Linked DNA regions of Homo sapiens: region 1 is linked to region 2. Evidence: read pairs that join two places in POLR2A ChIA-PET (ENCODE). Cell type or tissue: CD4-positive, alpha-beta T cell. All regions are shown on one strand. Each heading gives the region's core, and the rest is flanking DNA. Links, peaks and the distances in the headings are about the cores only. Region 1 overlaps INPP4B (inositol polyphosphate-4-phosphatase type II B). Region 2 overlaps INPP4B (inositol polyphosphate-4-phosphatase type II B).

Region 1 (2,500 bases), core at 1-2,500, 240 kb after region 2:
GATACTTATTTAAACATCTGGGGCTGGAGAAAGTATAATCTACACTTCTTAAGATTTGCTTGTTTTTCTTAGACTTGTGAGCTGCATATGTTTTGAATGAGGAGTTTCTCTGTAAGAACCTAACTAGCCTGCCCCAGACCTGGCTAGCTCAGGGCTGACCGCCTGCTTTGATGCGGTGGTGGAATAAATGATTCAGACTGAACGGGAGTCATTTCTATAATGGGAATGACCCAGATACTGCATGTAGCCCTGAATATGCCCTTTGGAAACTTTAGGTTCCAGTGTTGGTATAATATATAGTTAATGCTATAGTTGAATTAACAAAAATAATCTTATTCATATGAAAACATCTTAACCAAAATTGTAAGTTATTCATTTTATATAAAAAAGTTAAAAATTCTGTTATTTTAAAAATGTTGCCAAAATTTACTTATTCACTCATTTAATTTTGATTTTTTCTTAATTTTCATTTTATTGTGATAAAATACACATATTATAAAATTTACCATCTTAACTATAAGAAATGTCTTATTTTGGCACATTTTAAAATATTGTACTTGAACATGTTTTGCTATTTTTAGTTGTTTTATTCACTGCCCGTTCCAAAGTGTCTGATGCAGTGCCAAGCAAAATGTATTTGTTGAATGAAAGAATAAATGAATGAATTACTTGGGCTTCCAGAAATTTCCATAGACAATTAGTTTATAGAACTCTAGCAAACATCTCCATGATATTCGGCAATATATATGTATAAAATTTAATGCTGGATGTCAGCTCTAAAAATGAATTCTGAGGCATTGAAATATCCTGTGCACTGCATCCTGAGCTAGTAATTTTATAGCCTCAAATCCATCATATTTAGAGTTTCTTTCATTAGTTTTCAAGTGATTCTGAGGAAAAAAAAAATCATAGCTGAACATCTAAAAACAAATGGACACTATCAGAGCATGATTTTCAATTGAATCATTACAGAAAGGAAATAAATGGAAGCATAAGATTACCACATGGTTCTTTCGGAGAAAATAGCTTCATTTTAATTTGATGAGTCAATATCTTAGATTATTTGCATAAATTACAAGTTATATTTATTAAGTGTATTTTAAATTAACTAACCCTAAAGAAGGGTTCTGTAGATAATAAAAATAAACTTTTTCAAGGCAGCTCTGACAATGATGCAGGTTCATTTACTATCAGCAGTTGTATCACTTCCTTAAGGCCCTGGGCCATGTTGTTGCCCAAGAGCAGGATTTGACAATTCAGATCTCTTCTAATAGAACTATTTCCTTGAAAAACAGACTCAGGCACACTTTCTGCATTCTCATGTGTCACTTGCGTGCTGCCAACTACAGTTGCTGCCTTATTGAATCAAAGTTGTCTGCTTGTGCTGTTACAGGGAACAAGGGACCCACTGTTTTTGACTGGTGTCACATTCCCATCTGAGTATCCCATCTATGAGGAGACCAAAATAAAACTAACAGTCTATGATGTCAAGGATAAGTCTCATGACACCGTAAGTACTGGTACTTCTTTCTTTCTTTGGGAAAAAGTTATGCTTTTCCACACGATTGGATTTTTTGTGTAACTGACATTTTTCAAAGAGGATATTTGCACCGTGTTCATGATTGTCTTATGTTTATCGTTTGTTGTTTTTTTCCCAAATATGTTTGTCTCGTTGCCAAATTGGCAATTGGTTAGGAGCAAAAGTTTTTGGAACAGATTTTTCTTTTTCAGGAGAGCTGACTTGATCTTTTGGTTTACATTTTGTTGTTGTTGTTTTCAGCAGAGTGGTAATATTGTGGGTAGAAAGCAAATGGAAATTAGGCAATATTTAAAACTTTCTTGATAGTGTAATTATTCTAAAATAGGGGATTGACAAAGTGCTCTACTTTTACAATGTATTGCATACCGTATAGAGAGAAACTGACTACATTTTTCTTGATGTTGTTACTGGCACCAAAGCAAACAGAAGGTAATTGGAAACAGTAGGAAGAAACGTTAACTGCTCTCTTTTCAAGAAGGCCAGGCAAAATCCCAGTGGTCTTTTGTCCTAAATTCTTCAATCTTCCTAACTGGTCTGCATATTCCTCCAATTGCATCATCCTTCCTGGTTAGGCACTATAGAGGACACTCTTAAAATTCTTGGACAGGAGAAAATGCTATTGGGGAGGTAATGAAAAGGGGAAGGCAGTTCTCTCCTTTAAATTTCTTCCATTAGCATGAATTTGTATGTGTCTTCAAGGCAGGGAGCTATGAGAGACTTGAAGGTCAATATTGTAGCATGAGGCAGTAAACTCTTTAATGGCAGGTGGACCAGTGGGTTCCAGGAGAGTTCTGGTTGAAGCTAAGGGATGCTGCTGGACCTGGGGAATCCCACAGTGCCTTGTATAGGGAAAATGTCACTTTGAACTCTGCCCTCACTTCGGCATTTCTGTTTTGCTCATGACTTTCTCTTCTTTCCATTCTTTACCACAAAACTTAGTCTAATAGTGGGAACATTTAA
Region 2 (12,332 bases), core at 3,811-6,310:
ACATACAATAAAATGCACCAACATTAAAAATACCATCCAGTGGTTTTGATAAATGTATATACTCATATAACTATGACTACAAACAAAATATAGCAAGGGTCCATCATCCAAAAAGGTGCTCTTGTTCTCCTTTGCAGTCATCCTTCAGTTTACCCTGGCCACAGGATACTACTGATCAGGTTTCTGTTACTATAGAATCACTAACTGCATATTTGGGTCTCTTTCTGATTGTATAACACAGGTCTCTGTATTTTCATTAAAGTCCCAGCCTATGAAAATGTGTTAGTTTCTCTCTTCCTAAAAAGGATCTTTCATTTTTCTTATTTCTTCCTCCTTGTCGCTGCTTAACTTCTCAAGATGAGTCAATGCTTACAGTATTAATTAGGCCAGGTTCCATTTTGGGGGGAAAAAAGAAACCAAAATGGCAGTGGCTTATAGATAGAGTTTATTTCTGCCTTATGTAACAGTGTGAACAAGAATTCAACAGCTGATATAACCGTTCCAATGGCAGGAACTCAGACTCCTTTTATCTCATTGTTTTGCCAGCCTTAACATCCGGCTTCTGCCTCGTGGGCTAAAAATATCTCTGCAGCTCAACTCCTCATGGCTGTTTTTCTAAAAGTGGGAAGGGGAGAAGAGGATGTGGATAGCACAGAAGTTGCAAACATCACATTCTATTGGCCAAAATTTAGACACATGGCCACACATAACTGCAAGGAAGAGTGAGAAATATAGACTTATTAGGAAAGGCACATATCCAGCTAAATTTAGGGGTTTTATACTAAAAGAAAAAGGAAGAATGGATATTTGGAAACAAATTAATGCCTCCACTGCCTTGATTTCTGCTCAATTTTTTTCTGACTTCTGCCTCTACTGTTGTACTGACATTATCCATCCTAAGAGAACCTCTACATCCTAATGGTCAAATCATATGACTGCTTTTCAGTTGATAGAGCATTTCTTTTATTAAAATTTTGTCCAATTCTATTGATTATAAATTTTCTGAAACTCATTATCATCATTTACAAATGTCCTTACTTTTTGTATTGTTTAAATTGTGAGACAGAATTTAAAATTAACAAATGAGTCTTATTATTTAATACCTCTGTATATTTTTGTTTGTTGATGACTAGTAGCATACACTGTCAACAAAGCTTTAGATACATCTTGATTTTTAGTAATTATAGAATCAGATCTTAACATGTACTTTTTCTTTCTCCATAGAATAAATTAATACATAAAGCTAAGATGTTTGAGATGTTTCTCTTTGCTTTTTTTTTTTTTTTTTTTTTGAGATGGAGTCTTGCTCTGTCACTCAGGCTGGAGTGCAGTGGCCTGATCTTGGCTCACTGCAAGCTCTTCCACCACCCAGGTTCAAGTGATTCTCCCTGCCTCTGGGATTACAGGGACCTGCCACTACACTGTGCCAATTTTTTTTTTTTTTTTTTTTTTTTTTTAAGTAGAGATGGGGTTTTGCCATGTTGGCCAGACTGGTCTTGAATTTCTGACCTTAGGTGATCCGCCCAGCCCACCTCAGCCTCTCAAAGTGCTGGGATTACAGGCATGAGCTGCTGCACCTGTCCTCTTTGCTCTTTAAATTCAGTCACAGAATGAATAAAAATTTTTCCTGGAACTGAATGTTCTGTCACTGAAGTTAACTAAAGCTAGTTGACAATAATACCATTTTAATCACCAAAGTTTGGCAAAATAAAAAAATCCTGTCTTAAAGTTTTAGTAATCTAAGCAGAAGCCATTATCCCCTGATATAATTTCATATCTCTTTTTGGCTCATAATTTGAAAGATCTTGAGATAATCAGACTACAGTGATCCTGACAGGATAAGTGGAAACAGGTCTTCTTTCCTCCTTCTCGCCCTCCTCCTCCTCCTCCTTCTCCTCCTCTTCCTTCTCCTCCTCCCCCACTCCTCCTCCTCCTGACCCCCTTCCTTCTCTTTCTCCTCCTTCTCCTTCTTATTTTATTTTATTTTATTTTTTTTTTGAGACAGTCTCACTCTGTCACCTATGCTGCTGGAGTGCAGTGGTGTAGTCACAGCTCACTATAGCCTCCAACCCTTGGGCTTAAGTAATATTCCTGCTTGTCTCCCAAGTAGCTAGGACTATAGGCACCTGCCACCACACCTGGCTAATTTTTTTAGTTTTTGTAGAAATGGGATCACGCAATGTTGCCCAGGCTAGTCTGGAACTCCTGGCCTCAAATGATCCTCCTGCCTCAGCCTCCCAAAGCACTGGGATTACAGGCATGAGCCACTGCACCCAGCTCCAGATATTCTTATGCGGGGAGTTGATGTAGCTTTCCACTATTGTTTCAGTTTTCTTGATCATGCTCTGTTCTGGTGTGATTCCGAATGGAAAAATGCCATTCAGCACCATACTTACTATTTAATAATTTGTTTCTTTAAGCTTTTAAAATTGTATGAAATCCTCACTTAAACCTCTGCCCAATTAGCTATTAAGTATTTTCATGGTAAGCTTTGAAGAAGGTACAGGCAAATATGGCTGAGCTGGTTATATTCCAAACAATGAAGTGAGATGAACACTGAACAAGGAGCTGTTACAGAGTTATCTTTTTCAAAAAAAGTTGAAATATAGCAAAATATAGAAAAATTCATAAAACAAAAAGCTTTCTCCTCAATGATTTATCAAAGTGAACACCCCTGCAACCATCATCAGGTCAAGATTGCCAGCGCATTAGAGGCTTGCTTTCACCTCCACTGAATTGCTCCCCTCCTTAAATGTAATCATTACCATTACTTTGTTTTATTCACATCTTTTGTTTTTCTTTATAGTTTTACTGGATAAGTATGTATCCCTAAATCACTTTATACAGCACTTTCTGTTTTTATCTTCCCTGTATATAAATATTATAAAGCATACACTATTCTTGTCTATCTTGTTTTTTTCCACAGTTTTTACAATATTCATCATGTTGTTGTGAGAAGTAGTTTTTAAAATTTTTGGCCCTGTTTGCAGATGGCATGATTGTATATTTAGAAAACCCCATCATCTCAGCCCAAAATCTCCTTAAGCTGATAAGTAACTTCAGCAAAGTCTCAGGATACAAAATCAACGTGCAAAAATCACAAGCATTCTTATACACCAATAACAGACAAAGAGAGAGTCAAATCATGAGTGAACTCCCATTCACAATTGCTTCAAAGTGAATAAAATACCTAGGAATCCAACTTACAAGGGATGTGAAGGACCTCTTCAAGGAGAACTACAAACCACTGCTCCATGAAATAAAAGAGGACACAAACAAATGGAAGAACATTCCATGCTCATGGATAGAAAGAATCAATATTGTGAAAATGGCCATACTGCCCAAGGTAATTTATAGATTCAATGCCATCCCCATCAAGCTACCCATAACTTTCTTCACAGAATTGGAAAAAACTACTTTAAAGTTCATATAGAACCAAAAAAGAGCCCGCATCACCAAGTCAATCCTAAGCCAAAAGAACAAAGCTGGAGGCATCACGCTACCTGACTTCAAACTATACTACAAGGCTACAGTAACCAAAACAGCATGGTACTGGTACCAAAACAGAGATATAGACCAATGGAACAGAACAAAGTCCTCAGAAATAATACCACACATCTACAACTATCTGATCTTTGACAAACCTGACAAAAACAAGCAATGGGGAAAGGATTCCCTATTTAATAAATGGTGCTGGGAAAACTGGCTAGCCATATGTAGAAAGCTGAAACTGGATCCCTTCCTTATACCTTATACAAAAATTAATTCAAGATGGATTAAAGGCTTAAATGTTGGACCTAAAACCATAAAAACCCTAGAAGAAAACCTAGGCAATACCATTCAGGACATAGGCATGTGCAAAGACTTCATGTCTAAAACACCAAAAGCAATGGCAACAAAAGCCAAAATTGACAAATGGGATCTAATTAAACTCAAGAGCTTCTGCACAGCAAAAGAAACTACCATTAGAGTGAACAGGCAACCTACAGAATGGGAGAAAATTTTTGCAATCTACTCATCTGACAAAGGGGTAATATCCAGAATCTACAAAGAACTCAAACAAATTTACAAGAAAAAAACAAACAACCCCATCAACAAGTGGGCGAAGGATATGAACAGACACTTCTCAAAAGAAGACATCAATGCAGCCAACAGACACAGAAAAAAATGCTCATCATCACTGGTCATCAGAGAAATGCAAATCAAACCACAGTGAGATATCATCTCACACCAGTTAGAATGGCAATCATTAAAAAGTCAGGAAACAAGAGGTGCTGGAGAGGATGTGGAGAAATAGGAACACTTTTACACTGTTGGTGGGACTGTGAACTAGTTCAACCATTGTGGAAGTCAGTGTGGTGATTCCTCAGGGATCTAGAACTAGAAATACCATTTGACACAGCCAAATCATTACTGGGTATATACCCAAAGGACTATAAATCATGCTGCTATAAAGACACATGCACACGTATGTTTATTGCAGCACTACTCACAATAGCAAAGACTTGGAACCAACCCAAATTGTCCAATGATAGACTGGATTAAGAAAATGTGGCACATACACACCATGGTATACTATGCAGCCATAAAAAAGGATGAGTTCATGTCCTTTGTAGGGACATGAATGAAGATGGAAACCATCATTCTCAGCAAACTGTCGCAAGGATAAAAAACCAAACACCGCATGTTCTCACTGATAGCTGGGAACTGAAAAATGAGAACACTTGGACACAGGAAAGGAAACATCACACAACGGGGCCTGTTGTGGGGTGGGGGGAGGGGGTAGGGATAGCATTAGGTGGTATACCTAATGTAAATGACGAGTTAATGGGTGCAGCACACCTACATGGCACATGTATATATGTGTAACAAACCTGCACATTGTGCACATGTACCCTAGAACTTAAAGTATAATAAATATATATAAAATGAAAAAAATAAAAGTTTTGGTGCTGTATAGCATTTTCTTGTATGAATAGACCACATTTTAGCAATCTAGTAGTTTGTTGATGAATATTTGCTGTTTCAGTTGTTTCCAGTTGTGACAATTACAGACAGTGCTGCTGTAACATTCTTGTGCATGTCTCTTGGGGCTCGTGTATGTGCATTTATGATAGTATTATACCTAGGAGTGCAATTATTACATCTTAGGTTATGTTTACCTGCAACGTTAGCAGATATTGCCAAACAGTTTTCCAAAATGATACTGATTTATATTCCTATCAGCAGCAGTAAGTCAGAGTTCTTACTACTTCACATCTTCATCCAAATTTGTGATTCAAAGCCTTTTTAAATTTTAGCCAATCTGCTGAGTGTCTAGCAGTATCTCATTATAGTTTTAATTAGCATTTCCATGATTATTAATGAGCTTGAGTACTTTTTCATATGATTATTGACAATTTGGCTATCTTTTTTTTTTGAAAATGCTTTTCAAAGTCCCTTGACCTTTTTTCTATTATGTTGTCTATTTTAATTGTTAGGAATTATTGGTTGTATGTGTTGCGAATGTCTTATCTAGCTTTCTGACTTGCCTCTTTACTGTCTTAATGTGAACCTTGATAAATAAAAATTTTTAATTTATCTCTAATTTCTTTATGTTTGGTGCTTTTTAAATTCTTGTAAGGAATTTTTCCCTTTGCTAAATTGTTGATGTTATATCCCTGTATATTATATTTTAGGACCTTTGCTATTTTAAATTTTATATTTAGATATTTTTTATATCAGTATCCAACTGTCCTAGTACAAATAGTGAAAATAATCATTACCCTACAGCTCTACAGTGTCAACTTCCTCATAATTCAACTATCCATATATTAATTATTCCATTTATTCCACTTACCTATTCATTTGTGCCTTGTACCAGTACCACATAATTTTAATTACTGTAGGTTTTTAATAAGTCTTAATTTCCAATAGAGCAAGTCATCTTACCTTGTCCCTTTTTTTCAAGAGCATTTTGGTTATTTCTTTGCATTTTCATTTATGTTTCTAAATTAGTTTGTTAGGTACCATTGGAATATCTGTTAGTGCTCTTATTAAGATTGCATTGAATTGTAGAAAATATGACATTCGGTCTAGTTTGCCTAGTACAGTCACAGTTTACACCTGTTGCCCTCGTATCCTTTCTAGGTTAGTATTCCTATGAGGTTTTTCACCTTTTCACTATTCATATTATTACTGAATTATGATAAGCTAGAAAGGGTATACCTCACTTTGTAATTCTAGCTTCTGCATGGTCACATCTAGAAGTAGTAGTACCATTTGTTGAAAAGATTATCTTTTCAACTAAAGTAGATGAGATACATGGGTAGTGAACAGAATTTTCACTTTTACTTATGGTTTAATTGGAAAACTGACCAGCAATGATCCGCCTCTTTTTATCAATCTTTTTCTGTCACAATGCTAATAATACCTCTCATTCAAAGGCAACAAGCAGAATGCTTGTTGATGAACTGAACTCAAACACGAAGAGCTAGGAGTAGCTAACTCATTTTGATTTAGGGTCGTGGCAGAAAATTATTTGATTTTGCTGTCTCTGCAAAGCCGCCTGCCTGTGCCTTTGGTTTATCTAACAAATTCTGCCTTATGAAAATATTTGTCAAAAAAAAAGTGCTCTTCAAAGTGGCAGAGTCAATATTTATAAAAATATTTGGATATAGGTATTTTAATAAACAACTCTATGCCAAAAAATGTGATAACCTAGATGAAAAGGACCAATTACTACAAAGACACAATCTGCCAAAACTCACACAAGAAGAAATAGACAATCTGAATAAACCTATTTAATCAATAATTAACAACCCATTAAAACAGAAAGTTTTAGTACCAGATGTATTCTGCCAAACATTCAAGAAAAAAATTATATCAATTCTCTACAATCACATTCAGATGGTAGAAGCAGAGTACTTTCTAACTCATTCTATTAGGTCAGAATTACCTGAATATTAAAGCCAAAGATATTACAAAAAAAGCAACTTACAGACCAATACCTCTTATGAACACAGATGCAACAAAATACTAAGAAATCAAATCCAGTAATGTATAAAAATAATTATATACCACAACCAAGTGGCATGATCCCACGTATACAAGGCTAGGTCAGCATTCAAAAAACAGTCAATGTAATTCAACACTTCAGCAAGGTAGGAGAAAAACCATATGATCATGTCATTAGATGCCAAAACAAAAAAATTTGACTAAACTCCAACACCCATTCATGATAACAACTTTCAATAAACCAAAAATATTAGGAAACATCATCACTTGATTAAGACTATCCACAAAAAAGCCTATAGGCAGCATCATACTTAATGGTGAAAACGAGAAGCTTTTCCATTAAGAATAGACAACTAGGCCGGGCATGGTGGCTCATGCCTGTAATCCCAGCACTTTGGGAGGCCAAGGTGGGTGGATCACGAGGTCAGGAGATCGAGACCATCCTGGCTAACATGGTGAAACCCCGTCTCCACTGAAAAATACAAAAAATTAGCCGGACATGGTGGCGGGCACCTGTAGTCCCAGCTACTCTTGGGAGGCTGAGGTGGGAGAATGGCGTGAACCTGGGAGGTGGAACTTGCAGTGAGCCAAGATCATGCCACTGCACTCCAGCCTGGGTGACAGAGTGAGACTCCATCTCAAAAAAAAAAAAAAAGAGAATAGACAACTAAAATCAATGGAACAGTATAAAGAGCCCAGAAATAGACTAACATAGTCAACTGATCTTTGACAAGGAACAAAGGCAATACAATGGATCAAAGATGATCTTTTCAACAAATAGTACTACAATAACACAGGCAAAAAATTATTTTAGACACAGATTTTATACCGTTCATGAAAATTTACTCAAAATGAACCATAGACTTAAATGTAAAATGCCAAACTATAAAATGCCTAGAAGTGAGCATGGGAGAAAACCTAGAACTTAGGTATGGTGATGATTGTTTAGATGCAACACCAAAGGCACAATCCATGAAAGAAATAATTGGTAAGCTGGACTTTACTAAACTGAAATTTCTGCTCTGAAAGACAATGTCAAGAGAATGAGAAGACAAGCCACGGACTGGGAGAAAATATTTGCAAAAGACAAATCTGATGAAAGATTGTTATCTAAAATGTATAAAGAATTTTCAAAACTCAACAATAAAAAGACTAACAGCTTAATTTTTTTAAATGGGCAAAAGACCTAAAAATATACTTCAAGAAAGAAGATATATAGATGGCATGTAAGCATATAAAAAGATGGTCAACATCATGTCATTAGAGAACTGCAAAATTAAACAACACTGAGATACCACTACACACCTTTTTGAATGGCCCAAATCCAAAATGCTGACAACGCCAAATGTCGGTGAGCATATGGAGCAACAGGAACTCATTTGTTGCTGTTAGGAATGCAAAGTTATGCAGCCACTTTGGAAAACAGCTTGGCAGTTGGCTACAAAACTAAAGATACTCTTACCATAAGATCCAGCTATCATGCTCCTTGGTATTTACCCAAATGAATTGAAAACTTATGTTCACACAAAAACTTGCACATGAATGTTTACAGCAGCTTTATTTATAATTGCCAAAATTTGGAAGTAACCAAGCTGTCCTTCAGTAAGTGAGTAGGTAAATAAACTGTGGCATATTCAGACAATGGAATACTATGCCATGCTAGAAAGAAATGAAGTATCAAGCCATGACAATACATGGAAGAAATTCAAATGCATATTATTAAATGAAATAATCAAATCTAAAAGGGCTACAAACGTTATGGTTTTAAATATCGGGCATTCTGGAAAAGGCAAAACTATGGAGATAATAAAAAATGAGTGATTGACAGGATTTGCAGGGTCAGGAGGGATGAATAGGCATGACATAGACAATTTTTTTGCGGGGGGCAATGAAACCATTCTGTACTGTACTACAATGGTGTATATCCTCATTATACATATGTCAAAACCCATAGAATATACAACAAGAGTGAATCCTAAGGTAAACTATGGACTGGGTGATAATGATGTGTCAATGCAGGTTCATCCATTCTAACAAATGTACCATTGTGGTGCAGGATGTTGATAATGGATGAAGTTTTGTGTTTAGAAAGGGATGGTTCATGGGAACTCTATGTACTTTCTGCTCATTTTTTGCTAAAACCTAAAACTGCTTTAAAAAATAAAGTTTATTGATAAATAAAAAATAAATAAGAGTATGACCCATTTAGCAGAATTTAAGTGATGTACTTTAGCCATGTTTTTAGAGTATTTTAACAATTAAAATATCATCTATAGGAAGAATCATTGAAAAAGTTGTTGTCAATTGTAGCCATAAAATAAAATCCTATAATTACAAGTAATTTTATAAAAATTTAAAGATAATACCATATTCAATAAAAATAATATTTTCAGGAAATACCAGTGACATGATATTAGTAGGAGAAAGGGAGCTAATAAATGGACTAAAGTATGTGAATATATAGCAAAAGTAATTCTGCTTGTATGATTTTAAGGTTTAGATAATCCATATAGAATATTTTTTTCTTACATGTATACCATTTTAGGTTATTTACATTTTTTAGGAAGAGTATGATTTTAGGAGAAAATTGACCAGGAATATTTTATAAGTCCACTAATAAACTAAAACTAATACCTCTTGGTCAATAAATCACTATTTATTTAGTGCCTTCTTTCACTGGACTAACAATAATTTGGCTACCCTATCTATGAATTGGGAAAAATTTGCAACTCAATGATATTGAGACTTTTAATTCATGAAAATAATAGTTCCTTCTATTTACTTAGGTTTTCCTTAGTTTTTCAAAATTTTTTATTTCTTCATATAGGTTTTACACATTATTTATTTTGTTTATTTCTAGGTATTTGACTTTTGTTGCATTTTAATGTAAATATTACCTTCTGTATTAGTCCATTCTCATGTTGCTATAAAGAAATACCCGAGACTTGGTAATTTATAAAGAAAAGAGGTTTAATTGACTCACAGTTCTGCATTGCTGGGGAGACCTCAGGAAACTTTCAATCATGGCAGAAGTCACCTCTTCACAGGGCAGCAGGAGGCAGAATGGGTGCTGAGTGAAAGGAGAAGCCCCTTATAAAACCATCAGATCTTGTGCGAAATCACTCACTACCACTAGAACTGCATGGGGGAAACTGCCCCCATGATGCAGTGATCTCAACAGGATCCTGCCCTTGACATGTGGGGATTATTATAATTCAAGGTGAAATTTGGGTGGGGACACATATCACCGAAAATTATTTTTATTTCTGGCATATAGAAATGCAGTTATTTTTGTAGATTTTGTAGAAATCTTTCAAAACTTATTAATTTTTTTAGACTTTTATTTTAGGTTCAGGGGTACATGTGAAGGTTTGTTTTGTAGGTAAAGTCATGTCATGGGGGTTTGTTGTATAGATTATTTCATCACCAAGGTATTAAGCCTAATAACCATTAGTTATTTTTTCTACTGCTCTCCTTTTTACTACCCTCCACCCTCAAGTAGACCCAAGTATCTATTATTCCCTTGTTTGTGTTTATGTGTTCTCCTCATTTAGCTCCTATTGACAAGTGAGAACATGCAGTATTTGGTTTTCTGTTCCTGTGCTATTTTGCTAAAAATAATAGCCTCTAGCTCCATCCATGTTCCCACAAAAGACACGATCTTGTTCTTTTTATGGCTGCATGGTATTCCATGGTGTATATGTACCACATTTTATTTATCCAGTCTGTCATTGATGGGCATTTAGGTTGATTCCATGTCTTTGCTATTGTGAATAGTGCTGCAATGAACATTAATGTGCATGTGTCTTTATGGTAGAATGATTTCTATTCTTCAGGTATATACCCAGTAATGGGATTGCTGGGTCAAATGGTAGTTCTATTTTTAGCTGTTTGAGGAATTGCTATACTGCCTTCCACAATAATTGAGCTAATTTAAACTCACACTAACAGTGTATAAGTGTTCCCTTTTCTCTGCAACCTCTCCAGCATCTGTTATTTTTTTAACTTTTTAATAATAGCCATTCTGACTAGTGTGAGATGGTATCTCATAGTGGTTTTGATTTGCATTTCTCTAATGATCAGTAATATTGAGCTTTTTTCCATATGTTTGTTGGCCACATGTATGTCTTCTTTTGACAACTGTCTGTTCATGTCCTTTGCCCACTTTTGAATGGGGTTGTTTTTCTCTTGTAATTTTTTTTAAGTTCGTTATAGATGCTGGATATTAGACCTTCGTCAGATGCATAACATAACTAACTTATTAATTTTCATGCATCATAGAATCTTTTGAATGTTGTTAAGTACACAACCATATTCCTGGCAAATAATAATATTTTCATTTTTTTCCAGTTCTTATACCTTTTATTGTTTTTCTTATGTTATTACACTGACCAGAACCTCCACTATAATATTGATAGAAATGGTAATAGTGGTTGTATTTTTAAAAATTTCCAGTCTCAAAAAGAAATCTTTCAATATTTCACTATTGAAAGTGGTATTTTACATAATTTTTTCACAGATCTTTTTTAGCAGATTAATGAGAGCTTCTAAGAAATTTTAATCAGGAATAAATGGTAAATTTGGTTAAATGTTTTAATATATATGGAGATAGTTATATGATTTATCTTATATATGCTGTTAATATGCTGAATTGCAATGTTAATTTTTACATGTTAAGCTCACCTTGCATTCCTTGGTTGAACTTGGTTGTGTTGTATTATAATTTCTATATGTTGTTGGACTTGATTTTTCTTACATAAGGTTTACTTAGTATTTTTTGCATCTATGATCCTGAATGAAATTAGACTGTCATTTCTATTTCTCAAAATGTTCTTGTTTGGTTTTGGTTTTAAAAAAGTGAAGAATTTGAAAAATGAATTAGCAAGCATTTTCTCTTTTTCCTGTGCTCTGAAACAATTTGTGAAAGAGGTGTATTTTGTCTTCAGTGTTTTATAGAATTATCAGCCAAGCCATCTAAATCTGGAGTTTTTATTATGGGTCTAATTTGCTAATAGTGATAAGATTATTCAGATTATCTATTTATTCACATGTTAGGTTTGGTAACTTTTAAGTAATTTGCATTTCTCTTAAGTTGCTGAATTTATCTGCATTAAAGTGTTTCTAATATCTCCCTCCAGCCCCCTGCCTTTTCCCCCCACCTCCCTCCTTTTTATCTGAGACATGGTCTTACTCTGTTGGTCAGGCTGGAGTGCAGCGGTGTGATCACTGCTCACCAGAGCCTCAACCTCCTGGGCTCAGCTGATCCTCCTGCCTCAGTCTCCCAAGTAGCTGGGACTATGGGCACATCACCATGCCCAGCTAATTTTTAATATCTA

The links. Peaks named below come from ENCODE experiments on the same cell type or tissue, not always from the same donor. Only the 100,000 strongest peaks of a DNase experiment are listed, where the experiment ranks them.
Region 1: POLR2A ChIA-PET joins it to region 2 with 5 read pairs; 2 of 35 experiments call an interaction of 5 or more read pairs at or near these places.

The regions. Positions count from the first base shown.
Region 1 is chr4:142,401,948-142,404,447 of GRCh38, reverse strand. It overlaps INPP4B (inositol polyphosphate-4-phosphatase type II B), which reads left to right. Exons shown (of 26, transcript NM_001101669.3): 7 at 1,394-1,510. Among named protein-coding and RNA genes, the nearest start is that of INPP4B, 440 kb to the left of the region's middle. In CD4-positive, alpha-beta T cell, for the core only: no CTCF peak of the experiment used is centred there; no DNase peak of the experiment used is centred there; H3K4me3 peaks cover 2,500 bases; H3K27ac peaks cover 2,379 bases.
Region 2 is chr4:142,633,866-142,646,197 of GRCh38, reverse strand. The region is part of intron 2 of INPP4B (inositol polyphosphate-4-phosphatase type II B); the gene reads left to right. The region is part of intron 2 of LOC101927613 (a long non-coding RNA gene); the gene reads right to left. Among named protein-coding and RNA genes, the nearest start is that of INPP4B, 210 kb to the left of the region's middle. In CD4-positive, alpha-beta T cell, for the core only: no CTCF peak of the experiment used is centred there; no DNase peak of the experiment used is centred there.